Regions from separate parts of the Homo sapiens genome. Here region 2 is linked to region 1. The links are chromatin loops, found by intact Hi-C in ENCODE. Cell type or tissue: gastrocnemius medialis. All regions are shown on one strand. Each heading gives the region's core, and the rest is flanking DNA. Links, peaks and the distances in the headings are about the cores only.

Region 1 (5,391 bases), core at 315-5,314:
CTGTTTCAAATAAGTTCATGTTTCCAGGGACAAATTACGTCCCACAGCTGTTTACAAGTAACCTAAGATCTATTGCTGGTGAGTTCTGAGAAACTGTAAAAAAGGAAAAAGATGATAGATCACTTGCTTAAAACATGGTGAAAAGGTAGACATTGAAAACTGTAGAACAGAAAAGTAAAACTCCAGAGTCCATAGTTAAATGTATTAGAATTTGGTGGTCACTCGGAACCAGACTGACTAAAATAAGACAAGTCACACCACACTTCTTTATTTGATCTTTGAGAGAAGATGGAATGTTATGGCCATGATATAAATTAATTTCAGCAAAGCATTTAATCCAGTCTTTCATATCTTTGTGGATGTGCCTAAAATAGGGGCCTGATTTAATTATGATTAGGTAAATTCAAAATTAGTTGGATAACTGTACCCTGATTTTTGTTCATATTTTTCATAAATTACATAGGTGAAGAAATCATTGTGGTCAAATCAACAGGTGAAACAAAAACTACATAGCATAGCAAATATGACTGAAGACAGAACCAGAAAACAAAATTATTTTAACAATTTGAACTGTGAGCTAAAACCTAAAAGATAAAATTTAACATAAATATATGAAAATGTCTGCATTCAAGTTGAAAAATACAATAGCACAAGTACAAAGTGGGATGGGTTGTAGCTTAGCCATGCGAAAAACATTCAGAGGTTTTAGTGTCTGCCAAGATCAATGTGAGGATAGCCTGAAGTTATACCTCTAACACTTCCATTTGAAAATACTGCCCTACCTTCCTCCTCCCTTTCATCCCCTTGCCAATATTCCCCTGGAATAGGCAGAATAATGATCCCCACCCCCACTCGTCCTAATCCCTGGAACCTGTGAATATGTTCATTTATGTGGAGAAATGGATTTAAGATTGGAGATGGAATTAAGGTTGCTAATTAGCTGATCTTAAAATCAAGGAGATTTTCCTTGATTATCTCAGTGGATGCAATATAATCACAAAGGTTTTTAAAAGTAAAAGAGAGAGGCAGAAGAGGAGACTAGAATTATGTGATGGGAGAACTCAATCCACCACTGCTGGCAGTGAAGATGGAGGAAGGGATGTGGATGGCCTCTAGAAGTTGGAAAAGGCCGGGAAACGGATTATCCCTTAGAACCTCCAGGAAGGAACAGAGAGCCCTGGGAACACCTTGACTTTATCGCAGAGAGATCTGTGTGTTGAACTTCTGTTTGTTTGTTTGTTTGTTTGTTTTTGAGATAGGTTCTCACTCTGTCGCCTAATCTGGAGTGCAGTGAGGAAATCATAGCTCACTGCAGCCCCAATTTTCTGGGCTCAAGCGATTCTCCTGCCTCAGCATCCTAAGTAGCTGGGATTGTAGGTGCATGCCACCCATCCAACTAATTTTTTAATTTTCTGTAGTGATGGGGGTCTTACTGTGTTGCCCAGGCTGGTCTTGAATGCCTGGGCTCAAGCCATTCTCCTGCATCAGCCTCCCAAAGTGCTGGGATTACAGGCGTGAGCCACTGTGCCCCACCTGTATTGGACTTCTAACCTACAGAACTGTAATAATAAGTTTGTGTTGTTTTAAATCACTAAAGGCTGTGGCAATTTGTCAGGGAAGCAAGAGAAAAGCTAGTACACTTTTTATATTGTATTTTCCTTCTCTGCATTGCAATGCTGTGCTTATTTAGCATCCACATGTCCTTTCTTCTCTCTTGTCTCTCTAAGGAAGCAACATGATGCCATAGAAGGGACAATAACTATTACTTAGATGTTGTGGATTTAGAAACTTAGTAACTGATGTGACTCCATGATCATATATTACTCATGGTTAGTTTCCATAATCACTGTTTCCTAATTTGTAAAACAGAAATCTAAAATAGCTTCCTTCTTTGACTCTGTGCTGCTTCAAAGAACTTATGAGATGAGGTATAGGAAATAATAAAATCCAACTGTTGAGCATGTAATATGTGCTGCATACTCTTCTATATGCTTTATGTGTAGCCTTTTATTTGATCTCTGCAATGATATGTGAGCTGTGAACTATTATTTTTTCTTCACCGAGGTAGAGAAGTACTCTGAAAACTATAAAGTACCAGAAATTATAAATAAATGGATGTCCTGTAGGGAATCAATGTACAATGAAGAAAAAAAGTTTTTTCAACTAATAATTTTCTGGAAACTTTTTGTTTTCTTAAACTTTACTGATACTAGCTTTCGATATTTGTACCTTGAACATTTCCATCACAGTTATTCTCTTTCTTCATTAATCTGTCCATTCATTCTGTAAATATTTGTGAATTACCTATTACATGTCAGGTACTATCCTAAGCCTTTGGGATAGAACAGTGGATGAAACAGACATGGCTCTAGCTGTTTAGGATTATTGATTGCAATGAGGGCTATAAAATGGGAAGTGACAAAGAAGTGTGGTCAGTAGCATCATGGGAATAGTGGTCCATAGAAGGACATTGGTGATTCATCTAATACAGACCTGGGGTGTCAAGGAACATTGTTTAGAGGAAGACATATCTAAAGATTTGAAGGCTAAGTAGGAGTTAGGCAAAGTGGAAGCAGAGAAAATTCCAAAAGAATAGTTACCTTCGCCGGGCACAGTGGCTCATGCCTGTAATCCCAGCACTTTGGGAGGCCAAGGCGGGCGGATCACCTGAGGTCGGGAGGTTGAGACCAGCCTGACCAACATGGAGAAACCCCGTCTCTACCAAAAATACAAAATTAGCTGGGTGTGGTGGCGCATGCCTGTAATCCCACTTACTCAAGAGGCTGAGGCTGGAGAATTGCTTGAAACTGGGAGGTGGAGGTTGCGGTGAGCCGAGATTGAGCCGTTACACACCAGCCTGGGCAACAAGAGCAAAACTCCATCTCAAAAAAAAAAAAAAAGAAATAGTTACCTTCAGTATTTCTGCCTCTTCGTCATTTACATTGACTTTCTTTTTCTCTCTCTCTCTCTTTAAACTCAAGTAGATCCTTCTTTAAGTTTTATTCCCAAAATATAATTTGATATTAACTTCTTGTAAAATTTTCAAACATTTCATATTTAATAAGCTCTTTATAACCCATGTTTGTCTGATCTCACATTCTTTTAATCCAATAATCAAGCAATGTTTGATTAAAGGGTACTTTATTTCCCTATTCAAGTAGAACATGGCCTTCTGTTATTAGCTAATTATAATATAAATAAAATTCAAAATAAACAAGCAAATGTTTCCTGTATAATTTCATTCTTGTGGTTGCTTTCCTTTGCCACTAGATGGTACTTGTATGCCTGAGAGACCAAAATGCTGATTCCGTTTACCTTCCTGGAAACTGTAAAACTAACCAATCAGAGGATCAGGTCATTGAGAAGAAGAAACTTGCCCAACCTAAGATGTAAGTGATCCCGGTTTTTAAATTTATCCTTAAAAATTAACCCAACATTATCTTTTCTCTTTAGATAAATATGACAGTAAAACATTTTAAATTAAATTAGCTTTAATTTTTGCCCATTTTTTACCAACCCCCATACCCCTTTTTTTTTTTTACATTTCTTTACTTTTACTTTCTAATGATACTGCTTTTCTAACATCCTAACCTGGAAAATTGGATTACTTGTTCCTTATTGGAGGCCCTCCACCCTCCAAGCTCCTTGTCTAAGCTAATGCTTTTCTTTCTACTTTGAAAAGCCACTACCTCCCTTCTGACCCCTCCCTCATAGTTTTTATTTTCAGAAATCCTAGTCATTCTTCAAGGCACATTTCAACTAGTACCACTATCATGAAGTTTTTCCTGTTACTATTACTTGAAAATGCCTTCTTCTGATTCCTTTTCCATTCTTCTAACAATTTTAGTAATTTGTTTGATAATACGTGTAATGTATTATTCTAAAGAGCTATATGCATCTCCATAGCAATTAGGCTTCCTGCATTGTGATTATTTATGAAATTTACTTAATCTCTGTACTATACAATGTTTGCCTCTTGAGTGCAGAGACTGTCTTAGTAGTCTATATATCCTGAAATATTTTACATATTATTATTTATTGAATTGGGTTTAATGTTAATATCCATAAGACTATTGCAAAAAACTCTAAGAATAACAAAATAATACGGTGATTCTTAATGGTAGTCTCATGTGTGAGTTGGATGAAATTCATTAGCAAAACCTGTGGAATCAAATCATCTTTTCCCCATTTTCCCTTTTTTCCCATGGCATGAGACTCCTGCCTTCTCCAAATATATAGAAATAATGAATAGAGTATGAGTATTTTAAAATATAAAGCTGAGTTTAAAACAGAGACAGCAAAGGCTTCAGATACCAGAATTGAAGAAGAAATTCAAAGTCACAATAATAAGGTCCAGGAGCTGAGGTTTAACCCCATTTGGGACTAAAAGATGTGGTCCTAAAGCCACTTATGAGGATCTGGAACTAACATTCCTACATAAACTAGAACCCTAAAGAGGTTTTCACTTTTTGAAGCCTTAGAAGTCTAGGATGAGTAGGGGTGAGAGTAATGGTTCCTGTGAATATTGAAAGCCTCTGCCAATGGAAATCTAATTTTACCTTATCATTTGAAAAGAGAATCCTAAGAAAGAGCCAGGCCCTATAGAAGCAAATATAAAATCCTTGATGAGGACATATACACAACTCAGGAAACAAAAGAATCCCACAGAATAAATGGCTTTCAGTAAAGGTGAGCTCTCAATAAAATTTGCACACTACACAAAGAAACAATCTACCAAAAGGCATATGAGAAGACACAACAAATAGAAAAATCTGTGCCCCAACCACTTGAGTTAATAAAGCAATCTGACCACTAGGTGCAGTGACACACACCTGTAATCCCAACACTTTGGAGGTCCAAGGCAGGAGGATTGCTTGAGGCCTAGATTTGAGACCAGCCTGGGCAACATAGTGAGACCCTGTCTCTATCAAAAACAAAACAAAACAAAACAAAAAAAAACCTGGAAGTGACTATCAAAGAAAAATCCATAAAATGATTAAAAACATAAAGGAAAATAAAAATCAAATGAAGGAAAAGTATAAGAAAAAATAAAAATATTTGAAAAAAGGAATTTATTGATCTATTAATAATTTTGATACTTATTGAACATCTGCAGAGTTCTAGCACTGTTCTGGGTTCCAAAGATAAAATAGTGAATAAGATACGTGAATTTCCTACTGTCATAGAGCTTATTTCTATTAAAAATAAAAAGCTCTACATATGGGTTAAATAGATGGACTAGATACAGTGAAAGAGATAATTATTAAATTGGAAAATAAATCTGAAGAAATTATACAGAGGATTAAAAAATGGAGAGTATAAAAGTGAAGTTATATCCTTAAGAGTATAATAACAAGATCTAACACATATTTAATAGAAGATCTAAAAAGA
Region 2 (5,391 bases), core at 99-5,098, 60 kb after region 1:
CCTGAGTATTACAAATGCATGGCATAAATTGTCTGTTCCGATGTACAGAAATAGAACTAAGAGTGTGTACATATAGCATCTTGAAAAATGATTTCATATTACTTGTTATTCTGCTTCTAAAGCATTATACAAAATTGATTGAAGAGGAAACTGGAATAGAATATCATCCAGCACGGATGAAGGTTTCTGCTTAGTTCTTCATCCCCCTCATGACATTTGTAAAGTGCAGTTATTATTGTTATGTATTATTATTTTTATTTCAATAAGTTTTTGGGGGAACAGGTGGTGTTTGGTTACATGAATAAGTTCTTTAGTGCTGATTTCTGAGATTTTGATGAACCCATCACCCGAGCAGTGTACACTGTATCCAATATGTAGTCTTTTATCTGTCACCCACCTCTCACCCTTTCCCCTGAGTCCCCAAAGTCCATCTTATCATTATTATGCTTTTGTGTCTTCATAGCTTAGCCCCCACTTACAAGTGAGAACATACAACGTTTAGTTTTCCATTCCTGAGTTACTTCACTTAGAATAATGGTCTCCAATTCCATCCCAGTTGCTGCAAATAAAGTGCTGTTTTTAAGACACAAGGCTCAGTTCATTTTCTGGAAGGCACCCCAATAGATATTTGCTCAGCTCTTGCTGCAGAAACTTTTTTTTTCTTTGAAAGAATCTCAGTCACTGTAAACATGAAATCTTAAAAATACTCAATTTTCGGCTGGGCTCGGTGGCTCATGCCTGTAATCCCAGCACTTTGGGAGGCCGAGAAAGGTGGATCATGAGGTCAGGAGTTTGAGAACAGCCTGGCTAACATAGTGAAATCCCATCTCTACTAAAAATACAAAAAATTAGCCGGGTGTGGTGGTGAGCACCTGTAATCCCAGCTACTTGAGAGGCTGAGGCAGGAGAATTGCTTGAACCCGGGAGGCGGAGGTTGCAGCGAGCCGAGATCACGCGACTACACACCAGCCAGGGCGACAGTGCGAGACTCCGTCTCAAAAAAAAAAAATTAATTTTCTTCACTTATGATCTACTCAAAACTAGCACTGATCATAAATTTCTTAAAAATGTACTATTTAAAAGTTAAAGTTAGATTAAACTTAAAAGATTTAAATTAAAAGGGGTTAAATGTAACATTTTTAGTCAAGTCAAAAATTTAACTTTAGAGTCTATAAGAACCCAAGAATATGATAAAAATATTATGGAAAGAAAGCAATAGAGCATGCTACCTGTAGGTTGGGCTTTAAAGTCTTTTTGAATATATTAAAGCTTCAATATAAGTCTATGAATATCTTTTTGAAATCCTGCAGATTCTTACAGGATAGCTTTCACATCTGGATTTCTCTTAATATTGATAAAGGAAGAAGAGTTATTTTCTATGTATGTTTTTTAACTCATTATGATGGAAGGTAAATATTTCAGCTAATACAAAATTATCTAATTTTTCTTTGTTTTCTGGTTCTTCTTACCTCTAATCCCAAACAATCCATGCAGATCATTCTGGATAGATAATAAACAATTATTTTAAACAAATATTCAATGAATAAATCTTTAATAAGAATTTCTCCATTTTAAATAATAATAAAATATCCTTAATACATGCCTAAACCTCTCTGTTATTTATTCATCAGGTATCCAGGCCACTAGGGAAAACATATTTTAAAAATATGCCTAACAGCTAGGTGCAGTGGCACACACCTGTAGTTCCAGCCGCTCTGGAGGCTGAGGCTGGAGGACTGCTTGAGCCTAGTCGTGTGAGACCAGCCAGGGCTACATAGCAAGACCCCTATCTCTAAAAAATAAATAAATACATACAATGCCTAACATAAATTTTTTAATTGAACCAATTGGTTAATTAACAAGTTAACTAGTGAAAAGGCAGCAACCACTAGTAATGGTTACAAGGAAAAAATTAATAAAAAGGTAATGGGGTAGTGCACGGTGGTTCATGCCTGTAATCCCAGCACTTTGGGAGGCTGAGGCAGGCAGATCACTTGAGGTCAGGAGTTCAAGACCAGCCTGGCCAACATGGCAAAACTCCGCCTCTACTAAAAATACCAAAAATTAGCCAGCTGTGGTGGCAGGCGCCTGTAGTCCCAGCTGCTCAGGAGGCTGAGGCAGGAGAATGGCTTGAACCTGGGAGGTGAAAGTTGCAGTGAGCCAAGATCATGCCACTGCATTCTAGCCTGGGCAACTCAGTCTCAAAAGAAAAAAAAAAGTTAATGGGTGTAAGAAATACATAGCCAGAATAAATAAAATGGAAGAATGTTGAATCTTAAGGTCCTAATGTACTCAAATGGTTGGAAAGACCAAAATAATGTCATCTATATCTGTATCTATCTATCTATCTATCTATCTATCTATCTATCTATACACGCATATATGTGTATGTGTGTGTGAATATATATACACACATATATACACACATATATATACACATATATACACACACACATATATATATACACATATATATACACATATACGTATATATACACACATATATATACACATATACATATATATACACACACATATATATAGAGAGAGAGTTTTTTGAGACGGAGTCTTGCTCTGTCGCCCGGGCTGGAGTGCAGTGGTGCAGTATCAGCTCACTACAACCTCCGTCTCCCGGGTTCAATCGATTCTCCCGCCTCAGCCTCCTGGGTAGCTGAGATTACAGGCACCTGCTATCATGCTCCGCTAATTTTTGTATTTTTGTAGAGACGGGGTTTCAGCATGTTGGCCAGGCTGGTCTTGAACTCCTGACCTCAGGTGATCCTCTCGCCTCGGTCTCCCAAAGTGCTGGGATTACAAGCGTGAGCCACCACGCCTGGCCAGTATAAACACCGATCCTTGAAGCTGAGCAACTCTTACCATCTCTCATTAACCACCACTACGCCCCCTGCTGTTCACTTTGTTAATCTACGACATTATATGGCCGAGGGCCTATATAATGCATGTCCAGGCTATTCAGCTGTCCTTTAAATTCATTCCACACTGTGGAATGGAATTGTTTTCTCCAGATGGCCTCCATTTCCTCTTCACAAGCATCCAACAGTGTTTTGATTTCCCTCAATAAAAAAAAAATTCTTCTCCCTTCCCCTTTCATTAGACTAAGCATTTCTATTAATATTTCCTCACATTGGTGTTAACAGTTCTCTAATTTCAGAGCTTTCTTATCTCTGGTCTTAAAATATTTTCTTTTATCTGCCAGGCGCGGTGGCTCATGCCTGTAATCCCAGCACTTTGGGAGGCCAAGGCAGGCGGATCACTTGAGGTCAGCAGTTTGAGACCAGCCTGACCAAGATGGTGAAACCCTGTCTCTACTAAAATTACAAAAATTAAGCTGTGTGTGGTGGTGCACGCCTGCAATCCCAGGTACTCAGGAGGGTGAGGCTGGAGAATCGCTGGAACCTGGGAGGCGGAGGTTGCAGTGAGCCGAGATCGGGTCACTGCACTCCAGCCTGGGCGGCAGAGTGAGACTCCATCTCAAAAAAAAAAAAAAAGAAGAAAAGATTTTCTTTTATCATTTGGTAGGACACATGTTCTTACATCCTAATTTTCTTCCATATCAAATACTATATCTTTGTTCTCAAGAAAGAAGCCAATGTGTGGAAATTTAATACCAATAATAATAGCCAAAACCTCAATAGCTAATAGCTCTTAAGTACATATGCACCAGGCACTATTTTGTACCCGGCACTCTTTTTAGTGCTTTTAGTGTAATTAATTCACTTAATCTTCTCAACCACGCCATAGGGTAGGTACTATTGTCATCAACTTTTTGCAGGTGGGGAAACTGAGGCATAGAAAGTGATTTGCTTAGCTTGACATGACAGAACTAGCAATTTGGGAGCTGGGAGTCCAACCCAGGCAGTGTGGCTTCAGAGCTTGTGCTTTGATCCCCTCACAACTATGGCCAAACTATATAGCTATAGTGTAGTCAAATTACATCTATGGACAACTGAAGAAGATAATGGAAACCAGAATGGGTGATGGAAGCAAGTGCCAGCATTGTGTCAATTTATCTGCTTCTACGGAGTACAGTACAGGAAAACAAAATCTTCCAAGCATATGTTCTTGGTATTTGACACTTTACTAAATCTCTACCAAAGTCTTCAAATGGAAAAGCGGAGCTCCAAATTCACATTCGCTTGAATTTTTATTGTATATAATGCTTCACGGTATTTATAGCCTAAATCACAATGAATAGTATCCCATCAGCTGAAACGTCTTAAGTCTTAACCATCATCTAACTGTTCAGCCGAATGAAAACAATGATGATCATAATTGGAGCTGAAATAACAGAGAAGCTCATTTACTCTGAGATATGAGGCAGGGACAATTTCCCATGAAATGAACCTAATTTTTTCCCTTAATCTGAAATTGATTACTTTGCTTTTTTGGTATATTAATTTGGTGTTCAAGGTATAAATTATAAGAAGATCAAATATGCTTTAAACTGAAACTCTTATTTTTCTTTGTTAATATCTGACCATATCTACTAACTTACATGAAATAGTTGCTTGTAATTTAATATGATATACTGTCATCTGGATATTTGCTACTTTTTCCAGCCTAAACTGGTTTCAATAAAGCACTTGACTTTAAGGAATACTCATCGTATCTAATCTTCTATTTTTTTTTCCTTTTTTGAGATGGAATCTAGTTCTGTTCCCTGGGCTGGAGTGCAGTGGCACAATAATGGCTCACTGTAACCTCCTCCTCCCGGGTTCAAGCAATTCTCCTGCCTCAGCGTCCCGAGTAGCTGAGACTACAGGCACGTGCCACCACACATGGCTAATTTTTGTATTTTTAGTATAGATGGGTTTTACCATGTTGACCAGGCTGGTCTTGAACTCCTGACCTCAAGTGATTCTCTGCCTCAACCTCCCAAAGTGCTGGGGTTACACGTGTGAGGCTCCGTGCCCGACCTGACTCTTCTATTTACATAAACTTTAAAAAAGATGTTATTTGTAATTGACACATAGTAATAGTACATGTTTATGGGAAACGGTGTGATGTTTCAATACATGTGTACATTGTATAATGATCAAATCAGGGTAGTTAGCATGTCAAGCACCTCAAATCTTTATCATTTCTTTATGATGATAACTTTCAAGATCCTATTTTATAGCTATCTTGAAATATATACTATATTAACCTTAAAGATACATAGGATAGGTATTAAATACTAAAATCCCTTCCCAAATCATATGTGAATGGGAGAAAAAACTAGCAAGCAGCCTTAGAATAATTTTTTTATGCAACATTTGTAACAAATGGTGTTGTAACATTTGTTATAATAAATGGGTTTCAAACATAACGTATGAAACATTTTATTTAGAAGGACACTTGAAAATCTCTATCAGCCAATAAATTCCATAT

The links. Hi-C counts contacts between places; a loop is a spot of excess contacts. Peaks named below come from ENCODE experiments on the same cell type or tissue, not always from the same donor. Only the 100,000 strongest peaks of a DNase experiment are listed, where the experiment ranks them.
Region 2: it touches region 1 in a loop (9-fold over the local background); 21 of 110 quality-filtered maps call a loop at or near these places.

Annotation. Positions count from the first base shown.
Region 1 is chr17:69,331,938-69,337,328 of GRCh38, forward strand. It overlaps LOC105371878 (a long non-coding RNA gene), which reads left to right. Exons shown (of 4, transcript XR_934949.2): 2 at 3,271-3,389. Among named protein-coding and RNA genes, the nearest start is that of ABCA5, 7.5 kb to the left of the region's middle. In gastrocnemius medialis, for the core only: a CTCF peak has its summit at 3,275 (motif pointing right); no DNase peak of the experiment used is centred there; H3K4me3 peaks cover 428 bases; H3K27ac peaks cover 4,525 bases.
Region 2 is chr17:69,391,993-69,397,383 of GRCh38, forward strand. No RefSeq gene overlaps it. Among named protein-coding and RNA genes, the nearest start is that of MAP2K6, 20 kb to the right of the region's middle. In gastrocnemius medialis, for the core only: CTCF peaks have their summits at 2,921 (motif pointing left) and 3,129; a DNase peak (open chromatin) is centred at 2,889.